Regions from separate parts of the Mus musculus genome. Here region 1 is linked to region 2. The links are chromatin loops, found by intact Hi-C in ENCODE. Cell type or tissue: left cerebral cortex. All regions are shown on one strand.

Region 1 (8,000 bases), 130 kb before region 2:
TACTCTACATTTCTTCCATATCTTGTCCATGAGCTCACACACTCAACTTCATGTGGCATTTGGAGAAGGCAGTCACAGTACTAAAACCAACAAAACACATACTGCCAGGTGCCTGGCTCCTACTTAGAGAACGAAGGGAAAGACGAGCCTCCTACCTCAGCCACAATGCCCACAGTCAAGTGCAAGCTGCAGGGAGTGTCTTCACGACGGGCACGCCAGCCCTGTGTACATGGAGCCAGAGGCTACCTTGTGTACTTGGCACCCTCGTTTGACCCTGCTGAGGAGCTTGGCTGCTTCCCATTATTTACGTTCTGAAATGTTGTATATGTATGAATGTACTGTGTGTGTATGGAGGCCAGAACTGGCACTCAGTATTTTCCCTTGACTACTTTCCACATTGTACTGGCTGGCTCTGTGTGTCAACTTGACACAAGTTGGAGTCATCAGAGAGGAAGGAGCCTCAGTTGAGGAAGTGCCTCCATAAGATCCAGCTGGAGGTATTTTTTCAATTAGTGGTCAATGGGGGAGGGCCCAGCCCATGGTGGGTGGTGCCATCCCTGGGTAGGTGGTCCTTGGTTCTGTAACAAAGGCTAAGTAAGCCATGGGAAGCAAGCCAGTAAGCAGCACCCTCCATGGCCTCTGCATCAGCTCCTACCTTCAGGTTCCTGCCCTGCTTGAGCTCCTGTCCTGACTTCCTCCAATGGTGGTCTATGATCTGGAAGTGTAAGCTGAATAAATTCTTTCCTCTCTAACTTGCTTTTTGGTCAAGCAATAGAAAACCTAAGACTGTGAAACCATCCCCCCCCTTTTTTTTGAGACAGGCTTTCTAACTGAACTTTAAGCTTGTCAGTGCCTAGATGGCCACTCAGTTCCAGAGATCTACCCAACTCTGCCTTCCAACACATGCACACTATCACAACCCACACGTTTATACAGGTTCTTGGGAGCAAATGCAGATCCTCTTGCCTGCAGAGCAAACACTTTACAGAATGAACCATCCCCCCAAACACCGTATCACCAAAATTACAAGATTTAAGTTAGAAAAATGCCCTATGTCCAGAATAAAAGACTTTCACCCAAACACCAGTGTCTTCATTAAAATACCCTCCCAACTCCCACTTTTGTTTTTCAAGACAGAGTTTCTTTGTGTAGCCTTGGCTATACTGGATCAGGTTAGCCTCCAACTCACAAAAACCCATGTGCCTCTCTGTGTCTGCCTTCCAAGTGCTGGGATTGAAGGTGTGTGTCATGCTTGCCTGGCCTCTGTGACCCTCTTTACTGCTCATACATCCTACCAGCACCACCCACCTTTCTCCAGCAGAGTCTGTCGCAGGGTTTTCGCAAGCAGCACTCTAACATTGGGAACCCTGTCATTTGCCAAGGTCAGCAAATGTGGCATCAAGTGCACAGCAAACTGGTCCATGGGGAGGCAGTCGTCTTCAATGACAGTCTGGCGGGAGAGACAAGTGTGACTGTCAGCCCAGCCATCACCAAGCACAAGATGGGAACCCAGACAATACCATACGATGCTTCAGGACATTTTATGATGTTCCATCAGAGTAAATCCATTTTATTTCTACTAGAAATGGTACCCCTGCCCGTGGTGGTGGTAAAAGCAGTTGGAAGTTCTTATCTTTGAGTCTCTCTCTTTTTTTTTTAAAGAATTATTTATTATATATGAGTACACTGTCACTGTCTTCAGACACACCAGAAGAGGGCATTGGATTCTATTACAGATGGTTGTGAGTCACCATGTGGTTGCTGGGAATTGAACTCAGGACCTCTGGAAGAGCAGTCAGTGCTACCAACCACTGAGCCATCTCTCCAGCCCCTATCTTTGAGTCTTAGGGTTATCATAAGGTAAATTTCAACTGCCTTCCCCCATTCCATTTAGGTCATTTAGGTCAGGATCCTCTCTGTCCACTTCTCAAGTGCTGAGAATCCAGGTGCACTCTACCATGCTTGGCTTTAAACAGACCCAGGGCAGCCAGCGCATACATTGATTTCCAACCTGACTTCTGGTGGGCACTGTGATGTATGGAGGGAGTTGTGGCACACGTGGCTATGTGCCTATGCCAGCTTGAGGACGTGCTGGCTGAATGAAACCAACAAATGCCTAACTTGGAGGAGCATGCAACCTCATGAAAGACAGCCAGAGAGCAGCGTCAGTTTCTCATGATTATAGGGGAGAGAGGCAGGACTGGGAGGAGTCTCACGAGCAGGGCTCCCCAGGCCTTCCCTACCTGGCAGACAAAGACAAAGGCTTGCCGACCAGACCATTTTGGACACCTGCCAAAATTCTCTACCAGCTCATTGATGAGATCTACTCCGAAGGTTGGTGGTGTTGCTGTGTGGAGTTTCTTCACCATTTCACTGACCTAGAAGGAAACATAATGTAAGGCTTGTCTCCTGTCCTCGGAACGGACACACCACAGATGCAAAGGCCAACAAGCACAAACATACCAACTTGTAGGAAATCCAGCGGACTGAAGAAACTTTGTCTGCACACAGATTCAGAGCGATGGGTCGTAGGTAATCATAAACATCTCTGGGACTGTATAACTCCAGAAGTAAAATCAGCTGTCTGCAGAGACACAAACAGCAACAAAACGATCAACCCGAGGTTTAAAAATGAGACATCAGGGGGCTGGTGAGATGGCGCAGTGGGTAAGAGCACCCTTCTGCTCTTCCGAAGGTCCGGAGTTCAAATCCCAGCAACCACATGGTGGCTCACAACCATCCATAAAGAGATCTGACTCCCTCTTCTGGAGTGTCTGAAGACAGCTACAGTGTACTTACATATAATCAATAAATAAATCTTTAAAAAAAAAAAAAATGAGACATCAGCTAATTATTTAGATACTCTGTAACCAAGCTGACTTTTGTGCTGGGCACCCTCCAGGCTGGAATACACAGAAGGGGGCTTCCATGCCTGTAGTTTCCCCAGGAACACTGTGTGCTGCAGGGCTGGGGATAGCGATTTGTGTGCAGTGTGGCTGTACTGTGAGTTGGGGCCCCATGATCCTCAGTGGCATGGTATGGTGCATGTGAGTGTATGTGTGCACTTAGTGTACTGAGCACAGCTACTCTGACTCCATGCTCACACACAGGTACTTCCCTGTTTCCCTCTCCTGTGTTGGGACAGTAGCAATACCAGATCATTTCCACTTCCAGCCACTAGCATCATATGCTAAAAAAGCAGTTTCTCATATTACACATCGCCAACAAAATAAACTAAAAGCGTTTAGGAATAGAAACAGAGCAAAATGTTTCTTTATCTGTTCACTGGCACGTGGACTCCCTCCTACACTGGCTTAGAAGGCAGGGTGACTCCACCAAGGCACACATGAGCTCAGTGGAAAACTGGAGCATGCAGCAGGAGCCTTCCAAGCACTCAGTGCTCAAGACTCCAGCAGGGTTTGCTATGGGCAACAGGGTGAGCTGTTGACATTAAATCCCAGAGAGGCAAGCCCCTGGGGACACAAACTGCATCACCTGAGGGATGAGTGTGTGCAAGAAGTACTTTCCAAAATGTGATAAAAACCCAGATGAGCTGCAGTCAGCAAGCAGACAGCTCACAACCACCTGAACCCCAGTTCCAGAGGGTGCCACCCCTTTTTGATGCCTACAGGCACCAGGCACACGTGGTACACAGATAACACATGAAGACAAAACAACATACATATGTAAGGTTAAAAATGGATGTTAAAAATGCAAGTCAGCACAGCCTACTACTGGGGAGAGGAGACAGGCCTGCACGTGCAGAAGGCTGGCCACAGGCAGCCACAGCTGGGTGCCAGGGAGGGGACAACCTCTGAGAAAGCCCAGGAGCCAAAGGCCTGCAAGGACTAAGGCGAGCCAGAGGGGAGACTCCCCAGTACATATGTGCACGCACCAGTACTTGAGCGCAGGGACGGCTGGGAGCCAGGGATGGGACAGAACACCAGAAAAGGCCACCTGCAGTAACTCCCCAGCCCACCTCAGCCACAGTGCATGGACAGCACCCTGCCAATGGATGCCCATTAATACCCAACTCCATGGAAGCCAGGGCAGCAAGGCAGGTAAGATGAGAAAGGATGAAGCCCCAGGACGTGAGGGGCATGAGGCCAGGAGGAAGCATAAAAAGGTAGAGATGAGAGAAACCTACCCCTACAAGACAGTGCCAATAAGCTGTTAAAACTTACTCTGCCAGTTCAGCTCGAAAGCGCCAATTTCTACTGTTGTCTGTCACCAAAAACTCCTGGAGCTGATAAAGGTACTCTCTTCTTTTATCAATGTGAAGAAGCTGAAGTAACAAAACAAAATGCTTTTATTAACTAAAATATATAGTAATTATCCTAAAGATACATGGCAGCTCTATTTCACTGTGAGTGTCTGTGCACACACACCACATAGGTACACACACATGCAGAGGCCAGAAGAGAACACTGTGAGTTAGCAATGGTGCTAAGTTTATTCCTGAGACAAGGTCTTTCACTGCCTTTTTTTGCTAGCTGGCCCATTACCTCCTGCAATGTGCCCATCTTTAGTGCCCATGCCTGGGGTTTGGAATGTGAGCTCCATCTTTTGCTCCCCCATCCCTTCCCTGTTTGAGAAGGAGAGCGTGGGCTAGAGAGCCCGCTGGGCTGCTAAGTGCTCAAGTGGTAAGCACCGGGGCTCTGGCAGTGGGCGATGACTACAGTTCCAGGGACCCAGACACCTCTTCTGACCACTACACATTCTGCACATACATACACTTAGGACGGACAGACAGACACACGACTCCTATGTGGTGTACAGATGAGGATAGGAAATCCACAGCACTCAAAGCTTTGCCTTTCCAGTGTCTCACTAACTACCTTGTGGAATGGCTGATTCTCAAGGAAATCGAGCAGACCCCATACAAAGGTGAGCAACCTTAATACCACAATGGACAGTGTCCACATCATTTTATCCTCAAGCTGCAACACACTTAGAAAGGCGTGTCATACACAGCTAACAAAAACTTTTGGCTATATTTCTTTAGTAAGAAACACTGCCAGCACAATAAAATAAAATAAAAAAGAAAAGGAAATCAGAATTTAGACTTAAATAGACTTTTAGTATATATTTTATGTATTTATGCAAAAGGATTTAGAAGTTACCTTCAGAAAGTCATGCAAGTGTTTAAGAACACCTATCCTGACTTCATCGAGGTCTTTTAAAAATCCATTGAAGATTGGAACCAGGTCTGCAGCTGTCAGCTGGTCCCCAAGGATCACTGCAAGCTCATGGATGGAGAAGGCTAGAGTCCTTCGAACTTTCCACTGTAGGAATAAAAATCACTGTGAGAGATCTAAGCACAAAGTGCTGTGTACTCTGAACAGTAGTAATCTCAGACGTCCAACCAGCAACAGGAAGCTGATAGCTCACTGCGCTAGACTCACTGATCCCAGTTGACAGCAAAGACCTGAATCCAGGCAATGTTCTCCAACCTGCGTCTCCCCCACAACCCCCACAACCCCACATTTGCTGGCACCCACATGCGCATATATACTTAAAAAAATTACATCATGCCTTTAATCCCAGAACTTTGGGAGGCAGATGCAGTTGGACTTTTGTGAGTTTGAGACCAGCCTGGCCTGAGTATATACAAAGTCCCAGGTCAACCAGGGCTACAGAGTTGAGATCTCATCTTCAAACAAAACCAAAAAAAAAAAAAAATCACATCAGATTAGAATTAACAGATATCAAGTTTAAAATTCTACCATGTGTCAAAAGTTGTGATTTTTTTTTTTTTTTTTTTTTTGGTTTTTCGAGACAGGGTTTCCCTGTGTAGCCCTGGCTGTCCTGGAATTCACTTTGTAGACCAGGCTGGCCTCAAACTCTGAAATCCGCCTGCCCCTGCCTCCCGAGTGCTGGGATTAAAGGCGTGCACCCCAGCCTATTTTTTTTTTTAAAGATTTATTTTATTTGAATACATTGTTGCTGTCTTCTGACAAACTAGAAGAGGGCTTCAGATCCCATAACAGATGGTTGTAAGCCACATGTAGTTGCTGGGATTTGAACTCAGGTCCTCTGGAAGAGCAGCCAGTGCTCTTAACCACTGAGCCATCTCTCCAGCCCGTGATAAATTCTCAAATCCCTCTATGGTACTTACTGTTTCCTTTTCCCTTGTGAGGGAAAACATGTTTGGGAGTCACTACTAACTTGTGCAGTTCTTTGACCACTGACCCCTGAACTGCTGCTGGCCACTTGTATTAAACATTATCCTGTGTCACCCATACAACGCTTCCCTCCCGAGTCTTGTACTGTGTTATCTTGGAGAAAACCCAAAACTTATTTGTACAGAACTGGTAATTTAAGAAACAAAAATAAAGAGTCCTCTGTGTGTATAGCACACACTCACTGGTAAACCTGTTTGTGGTAACTCATCTGAGAGAGACAAAAGCAGACATGTCCTGGAGGAGGGACTACAAAGACAGGGCATGTAAGGGCTAGAGTGCAGAGAGTCTGAGGACTGCTGACAGAAGACAGAACCCCAAGATGAACTGGGCCCTGGGCTTCCTTCCCTGCCCAAAGCCACAGTGAGGAAGCTGGAAGGCCTTTTTCCCAGGAAGCTGAGCCAAGCCCTGGTGTCCTGACTGGGTAGTGAGCATTTACTACCTGTGCGAGCCAGGCCCAACACTGCCTTCTCAATAATAAGGTTACAGCTTAATAACTAACAGAACAGGGTCTTTATTATTGGCTTTTTGTTTACTGAACAAGGGGTACTGAAGTCAAAGCCTTGAAAAAGAGAAGAAAAGCCAGATGTCCACACAACCCTTTATTCTGTATGCTTTCAAGGGATGTGTGCATTTCAAATCTCTGGGCACCCAGGCACCAAACCTCAGGCCCAGTATACAGCTCTGTTAAGGTGTGAGAAATGAGCGCTTTCAGCAGGACTGCTAGGGAGGTACCATATCTTTTAGTCTCTAGCATCACCTATGATAAACTTGGACGATACAGGACTACAATGACAAGTGCTTTCTGGTACTGCTTTAAGCTGTCACAGTTCTCTGTAACACCAACCACTTGTTGGGACACAGAAGTCTTCAGATTGTGAAAACCAAATAAAATAAATAAAATAAAGCCATATGCTGCCTTCCAGACTCTTCAGTGCTCACTCACCTGCATGTCCGACGCTAGGGTCTCGTAAGTCTCCCTCAAGCAGTGCCAGTTCTGTCTGCCAAGAGTCAGGGCCACACCCGGCAGACTGTATGCACAGTGCTTAGCGATCTCAGTGTCAACTGTCTGTGCTCGAGAAGGGTCGGTCATTGACAAGTACTGATCCAGTAACGCTTGTGGTACAACATCCTAACCAAAAAAAAAAAAAAAAAAGGGACATAGCACATTTGAACATTCAAATAAATTATCAGCAGGTTAGACATAAATGTGACTAATTTAAAAATATATCAATACTAATTCCAAAACCTGAGATATCTAGTGCCTGAGAAGGGATTACCAGGGTCTTGCTGGCCAACTAGTTTAGCCAGATTGGTGTACTCCAGGATCAGCAAAAGACCTGGTCTCAAAACAAACAAACAAACAAACAAACAAACAAACAAACAAAAAACCAGGTAGGGAGTGGTTGAGGAAGACATTCAAAATCAACCTTTGGCCTCCACACTCATTGCACACACATGTCAAAACATACACTAAAAAAATAGCATGTACTAAGCAAATGTATATATGTGTGCACACATACATATGTAAATAAAAAGCCTCTTAAAACAGGTCAGAATTGCTGTCACTAAATTGAAAAGTACATTATGAAGGAGGCTATGGTGAGTCTCCTTGAGTTTCTGCCATGACCATATCATTACCAACATGCTTCCTGGCAAGGGTGTGACAGTGTGTGCCAGTCCTTCAGCACTCGGAAGGCTGAGGCAGGAGGATCAATTCTGAAGCCAGCTTGGACTAGATGTTGTACCAGAAGTATGTCAAAATAAAGAAAAAGTTGAAGCCACATTCCTTCTATGGTAACTGTAAACTTACACTGG
Region 2 (8,000 bases):
ATAGACCCACAGGAAAGCTGGAATCCGGTGGACTGGGCACGCCAAAAACTCAGCATGTTCATTATTTAGAATTGAACGGGGCCGGGATATGGGGGAAGGGTCATTGCCTACAGCTGGCTTTGCTGTACAGACAGAGGAGGAAGCAGGTCTCCCGGTACCAGGTGGACCAGCACAGATTGACGGAGGAGGCATGCTTAGCTTGTCTTGGTAGGCGCCGTCTTCAGCTCTTAAACGTCTGCGTGGAGAAGCTATGGTGGACATATTCTGTGGACTGTTAACATTCACACAGGGAACAGAAGGGGTTAGCTTTCCCATTTCCGTTTCATGGTAGGAGAAAGCTTTGGCATTCCCCCAGTGGCCGGATGTTATGGGGTCACTGACATGGCCACGTGATCCACATGCGTTCCCTCTACGCAGGGCTTTCTCTGCTTCCTACAGAGAATGGTCTAGGAAAAGAACCCAGTGGGGTACCCACGACTGTGGGAGTCTCCTGCTTTTCTTCCCTCACAGCTCTCTTTACCCATCCTAGACTCAGTCAAAGCTGGAGCCTTTTTCTTTGGTCTCATTGCCCAATTGCCCTGGGACCAGCGGAACTGGGCTTTTAATCTTTCTGGGAAAGCCATGTGCTGTCTTGGTGGTTAGAAGCCACATATCAGAGCATACTTGTGTCTGCCTTTGCTTCTTTGTCCCTTGTTGGAATGTGGAATATTACTTGGCTCCCTTCTTTTTCTGAAACGTCTAGTTCACACACAGCATATTTCATCTGTCTAGACTGTCAAGTTCTGTGGGGTCTGCAGTATTCAGAATTATGCAACTGTTACTATAGTCAGTTTTGTTTTTGTTTTTAGAACATTTTTGTCTTCATGGAAAGAAACTATAGACACATTAGATGCTCAGTGTTAGTTTCCCTGGTTTACCTCCTCTTCTTCATCCTTCTCCTGTCTCCTTTCTCACTGCAGCCTTCTCCTCCTCCTCCTCCTCCTCCTCCTCCTCCTCCTCCTCCTCCTCCTCCTCCTCCTCCTCCATGGATTTTGGGATCCAACCTTGGATCTCACACATACTAAGTCTATGTTTTCCCTTGAGATACCGAGGGGGAGCTCCTTCACTTGCTTGATGTTTTAGACAAATGGATTATACAACTTGTGGATTTGTTGTTGTTGTTTTGTGACTGGCTTCTTTCACTTAGCGTATTGTTCATTTTTATCCAAGTATGGCAGCACAAGTAAGTATTTTTCTTGTCTGTGCTGAATAACAAATAGCCCATTGTATTGATAGGTAAGTTGAGTATCCTTTCTATGAAATGTTTGATATTGGAAATGTTTCAGATTCCTGAGCATCTGAATATAGCAATATTTGCATAGATAAAATGATAAGTCTTGTGGATGGGGCCTGTGGTGGTTAATCTTGATTGTCTACTTGACAGAGTTTGGGATCACCCAGGGGACAGACCTCTGGGTATGTCTGTGAGGGAGGGTATGGAGAGGAAAGAAGACCTGCCTTGAATATGGATGGCAATGTTCCAGGGTCTGGGGGTCTATGGTGCTACAGGCTGCCTTTGCTCCCAGCACTTAGTAGGCAGACAGGTGGATCCCTGGGATTCAATTCCAATCTAGTCTGCATAGCAAGTGTCAAACCAGCCAAAGTCACACAGTGAGCCAGGGACCAGCATTCACCTCTTTTGCTTCTAACTGTAATGTCGCTGGCTGTCCCTGTTCCTGTCACCACGAGGGGAGTGTGCCCTCAAACTGTGAGTGAATTGTCAAGTGTTACCATGCGTGTGAGCAGTGTAAATCTGAACCCACATTTAAGCATAAGACTTATGTATGCTTCATATCTGTCTTCTATGTGCAGCCTGGAGATAATACTGTATTTATTTTTACTGGACTTCCACCTTGTGGCACCATGTTCGTATTCCATCTTCAACTATTGGAATACTTTGGATTTTCAGAGCCTGTTCCATAGACTGTTTATCTGTCTATCAACTGATGGACATTTGGGTTAGTTCCACTTTGGGCTGTCATGGGTAATTGTGCTGTAAACATTTATATACAAGTTTCTGTGGGTGTGTGTTACTTTAGTATCACGGGTTATACAGTATCTATGGTAACACAGAAGAAACGCCAAGCTGTTGTTTCTCAAAGTGGCTTTGCCACTTTAGCTTCCACTGGCAATGCCTGAGGTTGTAACTACCCCCACCCTCCATCAACACCAGTCAGTGTCACCAAGATGCACGCCTGTTTTCTTCCAAGCTTTTATGATTTTTACCTTTTGCGCATCTGATATGAAAGGAATCCAGCCTCTCACTTCATGCATCTGGCACAAAGTGGGGCTTGTTAGAAAGACAACTCTTTGTCCAGTTAACTGCTGGGCACCTTCCCTGGGAAGCAGCTGGCCACAGACAGGAGGCTTTCATTTTGGACCCTGAGGGAACTTCCTTTGACCTAGATTCGTATCTCTCACCAGGTGCCTCCCCGTCCTTGGGACTGTAGCTTGGTAGAGAAGTGTGAGGTCTCTAATTTTGGTCTTTTCTGAGCTTGTTTAGACTAATCTGAGCCCTTTTATTTCCACTTAAATCAGCCTTCACAAAATCAGCTTTCAAGCTTCTAAAACTTAATTTTTTAAATTGTATTTTATTGTGTTGTTCTCTCATATGTGTGTTTATGTGTACTGAAGGCCAGTACCTTTACCAGGTGATGCATTAATTTTTTTTAGTGTATAGAATAATGGATTTCATATATATGTATATATCTTTGTGATTTACTTATGTTCATCCAACTGTTATCCTCTTGTGATACACACACACACAGTATTTATTAGAATAGCTTATAGGCCTGTGGTCCCACTGATCCAGCAATAGCTGTCTAACTATAGAAAGTCTAATAATCCAGTAGTTGTGACCTCATCTGACCCCATGACCTATGACGCCCCCAATCTTCCTTCCCAAAAGCCATCACAATGATCAGATGTCTCAACTGCCATTCAGCACACCCTGAAGTATATCCCAAAAATGTAGACTTTAATGTCATAAAGAGAGCATGTGCAAGCAGGCAAAGAGAGTTTTCCTCTTCCATGCCCTCTATCCAGGCTGCTACCAGAAGATGTGGCCCAGATTAATGGTGGATTTTCCCACCTCAAAAGATCAGGATTAAAGGTGGGTCTTTCCACTTCAAATTGTTTAGTTAAGGAAAATCTCTCTTAGGTGTGCCCAGACCCTTGGGTTTTTAGCTGGTTCCAGATGTTGTGGAGTTGACAACCCAGAACACCCACCACAGAGAAAGCTGCTGGTTCATAAAGTTCTGCTGTTTATTTCCCAGTTGGTTTAAGAACCATTTGTTCCTTTCTGCCTCCCCAGTGTGTATTAGAAGTTTATGTATTTCCTGAGCCGATACAATTGAATCTTCCCTGGTTGTCCTTTGATGTCTTCTCCCATTTAATCCGTTGCTGCTGCATTGCTGGCTTGCTGGCCACCAGCTGCTTGGTTTGCATTTGCCTTGCAGTGCCTCTGTCCTTCGGTGACTTTAAAAGATGGCTTTGGAGGGCACCTCCCTCTTGCCTGGCACTTGCTAACTACTGATCTGCTTCCTTGACTTTCAACCTCAGGGTTGAAAGGCTATGGTCCTGGTGGTCTGTCTGTTTGTGAGTCAGGATTTTCTTTTTATCTTGCACCTTTTAATACTGTCTCTTTCTCCTGTAGTCTGGGCCTTTCCGCTGTGACGTGTCACAGAAGGTTCTTCTCGGGCCACGTCCACTTGAAGTTCTAGATGCTTCTTGTTCTGGAGTAAGATTACCGCTCCAGATTTGGGTAGTTCTGCTACGGTTTCATGGCTGAGCTTTCGATACATTCATTTTTTAGTACTTGACTGCACTCTCTTTCTGAAGCAAACTTAGGAAAAGATTTTTACTATAGATTTAAGTATGGGTACGTATGGGTATTAAGAGAGGTCATAGAAACATGTACGAGAAAGCTGGTGTGTAGTACATGCCCAAGAAAGGCTGTGGGTCTCGCCTGTTCCCCCACCGATGTCTCCCTGAAATGTACTCTCAAACTTGTCGTCTACATCTGATATTCCCTCTAGGGTTTGATCTCGTGGACGGTGGGGACTGGCCATGGGCCATGTTTTTCTACTGATTGAGGTTTTTCATTTTTAACCTCCCCCTTATCCTCTCTCTCTCTCTCTCTCTCTCTCTCTCTCTCTCTCTCTCTCTCTCTCTCTCTCCCTCTCTCTCTCTCTCTCTCTCTCTGTTTTCTTCTTTGGTGTTGAATTTCTCATCTGGGTTACCTACTTTCTCACCTGAATTTCTATCCAGATCTTGAATTGATTTTTCTAATCCATTGATCTCCTTGTATCCTTGTTGAAGTCAGTTTTATAAGTAGAGTTTTGAATTCTTTGTCGTTTCATCCATTTCATGATTTTTTTTTTAATATGGCATAGAATTCAGGATCTTTGGGAATACTGTCTGACCTTGATTTTGTTGTTGTTTCTTGTGGTTTTTCTATCACAGTTTGGGTAACTGTGGGCTACAATGGATAATAAATAGCTCTTTTGAGTTTTATTTTGGGGTCATCCTAGATCATCTCTCTGAGAATGCTATTATTCCAGGACTGCTGGGAAAGAAACTGCTATTCCAGCAACAAACAAGGTGCGATCTGCCAGGAGAGTCTGTCCAAGCCAGCAAGTACCAGGCCTTTTCAGGGCCTTCTCTTTCTCTGTGTACCAGGAGCCTCTGCTGGCCATACTTCGCTTTGCAGCCTGTGGGTGAGGCAGGTCCTCCCAGACTTCAGAGATTTCCGGTTGGTACCCCTAGGCTGGCTAATGTCTCAAGTATGTTGTGTAGTGGGGAACGCAAGCAGATCCACTGAGGACTGTACTGTAGGGTCAGGTTTTGTGCTCCCCCAGTGCAGCTGCAGTCACCCCGCAGAGAAGATTGAGCTATGAAGTCCAAACACTCTCCTGGAACTTGAGTTCTTACGTCACCAGTAGCGAGCCCCCAAACAGATAGCTAGCTCCCAGAGTTTGGAATGTCCACTGGCATTAGGCTCAGCACGATCATTCTCTGCAGTTATCCCTCAGGTGAGTCTGGCCCCAGCAACCAAGGGTCAGGACTGCTGACCACAGTGCCCTTCATTGCTGAATTCCTCAAGATATCTGCATTGGACCTTCTTCTCTGCAACCACCTTCCATGGCTGACTACTAGCCAAGTGCCGCAGCAGGTTGTAGGTTTCTATTCTGTGATGGTTCTACTCTCTCAGGCTCTGGGATTACCTTGGTCTGAAACAACAGGTTTCTTCCGGTATGACTCAGGCACAGAGTGGCAAAATGGTCCTTGTCCTACTTTGTTTTCTGAACTGAGACATCGCAGCAGAAACTCAGGCAGTAACTGAAGCAAGAACCATGCTGACTGGCTTGCTGTCTGGCCCACCCTCAGCGAGTTTACTTATGTAGTAGCCCAGACCCACCCGCCTAGGGGATGGTGCTACCCACAGTGAGCTGAGCCTTCCCCCGTCAATCACTGGCCTGATTGGTGCAACCCCTCAGCTGAGGTTCCCATTTCCTAGGTGTCCCTAGGTTGTGCCAAGTTGACAGGAAAACCTAAGTCTTGGGCCTCTGCTCAAATGCTGCCCTGTTACACAGGATGACTTCCTGTCTTCTCAACTTAATCCAAGACTCACAAGAACCATTTGCTTGTCTGTTTAAAGCGTTCAATGGGCTCCTTTTGGATGAGGCTTCTGTTTGTCTTCCCCTGCTGGGAAATCGGAGAATTTAACTTACACGTGCAGGGAAAAAGTAATTTCAGTGGTAACCCTATGATGATGCTCAGTATGTGTTTCCAAGGCCTTGATAGAAGAGTTGAGGTGGGGAGTGGGTTGTGGCCCCTGTGTGTGCATCTGTGACACCTGTGTGACTCCAGTGTGTGCAGCTGCTACCCTTGTGTGTGCTGCTTGTGACCACTGTGTGCGCAGCTGTGGCCCCTGTGTGTGCATCCGTGAAACCTGTGTGTGCATCGGTGTGCACATCTGTGACATTTGTATGTACATCTGTGACTTCTATCCATGTGTCTGTGACCCCTATGTGTGCATCCGTGTGGCTGGGAGCTTGTTGAAGACCTCTGGCTCCCTTCTTTACCATGAACAATTCTGGCCCATGTTAGACTGTCATCCCACTCTACGAGGGCATTTCCCAGTTTCATACTCAGGGCAGAAGGAACAGGAAGAACGAAGGAAAAGACACGTCCCACTCTCTACGATACTCTTTGCTCTTACTGTGCATTCTCTAAATGCACTGAGTGTCAGCTGCATCTGCTGGCATGGGAGGGTAATCTGGGGTGACGGCAGAAACAGAATCGTAGGGCAAAGTCCAGCTCAGGCATCCCCACAGCTTCGGCTCACTACATATCTTGATATGCCCTAAAAAACAAACAAACAAACAAACAAACAAAAAAAAACCCAAAACCCAAAAACCAAAACAAAACAAAAAAAAACCCAAAAAACCAGGCAGTAAAAAGTAGAGAAATGGCGGGAGAGGTGACGCCCAGCTATAGTCCAAGTGCTCAGGAGACTGATGCAGGATTGCCACAAGTTAGAGTCTAGCCTGGGCTACATAGTGTGAGACCTTGTCTCAGTAAACTGAACAAGGAAGTGAAGGGGAGCTGGAACGGGGAGGGAGGAAAGGCAGGAAGTGAAGGTTGGATGAATATGGCCATGTTATGAGGACCGGCTAAAGGAAAGCAGCAAGGGCTTGCAGCTGGAAGAACTGCAGTAAGAGGCGTGGGGAACGAAGCAGCCCCCTGCCGAGGTGGCCTCTTTGGCTCAGCTCCAGTCCTGCAGGACGCTTAGGAGTATTTACCACCGTCTTTGAAGAGCTCTCTCTACCTGGTCTCTCCAAGGTGACCTGAACTACAGAGCACAACAGCAAGCCCTGAGCAGTCGTCCTGTTTGGGCCTGATCTGGCCTGCTGTGCTTGACTCTTGTCGGAACCAAGGCTACTGCAAGGTCAGAACAGTGTTGTCTTGGCGCTGTTAGCCTTGAAGATGGATGTGGTGTCCCGGTCAGGTCATCAAGACTATCTAGTCCTTAGTGATGAGGATGCCTGATGTCTCCTGTGAACAAATCCTCCTGAAAAGATGCTGTGTCTGCCGAGACTGATGGCCTGATGAGGGTTCCAGCTGTTCTATGGGGAGGTTGGAATGTAGCAAGTCCAGACACTGCTTGCCTTATTTTCGACTAGTTCAAACCTCAGAATAGCTATTCCCTGACCAACTCTGTGTCAGAGCAAACACCCTGTGACTAATAACCTCTTGGAACCTAGCCACTTAACAGACAACTAGCTTCTGCCAGCCCCAAAGCTCATATAATGTCTTGGGTCTATAGATAGAAGCTTCTCTTATCTCTTGCCTGACTCTCTGATGTACCCGCCAACATATTTTAAACTTGTCTTGATTTATGACTTTGTTCTGTAAAATTATTAAAAAAAAAAAAAAAACTAAACAAAACTGCTTCCAAATTGCAAGTGGGATTTGGAGTGATCGAAATCTGTGGTCCTCAGCCTGTGGTCACTCAACCTGGCTGCAGAAGAAACTCTCATTCCCTTTAAGATGAGAGCCCTGGTTTTTGTTTTGCTTCAACACTACCGAGTCAAGTGTGAGTTTGACCCAAAGTAAAGGAGGCAGATACAAAACAAAGGCAGAGTGTCAGGCCTTTCACCCAGTCCTTGTGGGCTCAAGTGTGGAATCAGCCTTTTTAGCAAAAACGGGTTTGAGGCAACTATTATCACGAGGTATCATTTTGGACTTTTAGGAAATTCCTAGGCTAAATTGAGGCTCATGACCTTACGAAGCATGCACCCCTTCAACAGAACACATGTTTATCCGTGTATGATATCCCAGCTCATGGAAGATTCTAGTTCTTTGTACCTTCTTCTCCTTCTCCTCCTCCTTCTCTTCTTCATCTTCCTTCTCCTTCTCTTCTTCCTCCTCGTTATTTATTATGATTATCATCATCA

What was found. Peaks named below come from ENCODE experiments on the same cell type or tissue, not always from the same donor. Only the 100,000 strongest peaks of a DNase experiment are listed, where the experiment ranks them.
Region 1: it touches region 2 in a loop (2.5-fold over the local background); 7 of 42 quality-filtered maps call a loop at or near these places.

Annotation. Positions count from the first base shown.
Region 1 is chr17:65,832,268-65,840,267 of GRCm38, reverse strand. Ppp4r1 (protein phosphatase 4, regulatory subunit 1) reads right to left here. Exons shown (of 20, transcript NM_001114131.1): 14 at 7,129-7,314; 15 at 5,124-5,285; 16 at 4,185-4,285; 17 at 2,464-2,584; 18 at 2,244-2,378; 19 at 1,309-1,450. Among named protein-coding and RNA genes, the nearest start is that of Ralbp1, 49 kb to the left of the region's middle. In left cerebral cortex, CTCF peaks have their summits at 1,779 and 3,165; a DNase peak (open chromatin) is centred at 3,310; H3K27ac peaks cover 568 bases.
Region 2 is chr17:65,703,139-65,711,138 of GRCm38, reverse strand. All of the region lies in intron 3 of Rab31 (RAB31, member RAS oncogene family), which reads left to right. Among named protein-coding and RNA genes, the nearest start is that of Gm35477, 65 kb to the right of the region's middle. In left cerebral cortex, CTCF peaks have their summits at 4,729 and 5,746; DNase peaks (open chromatin) are centred at 4,718 and 5,701.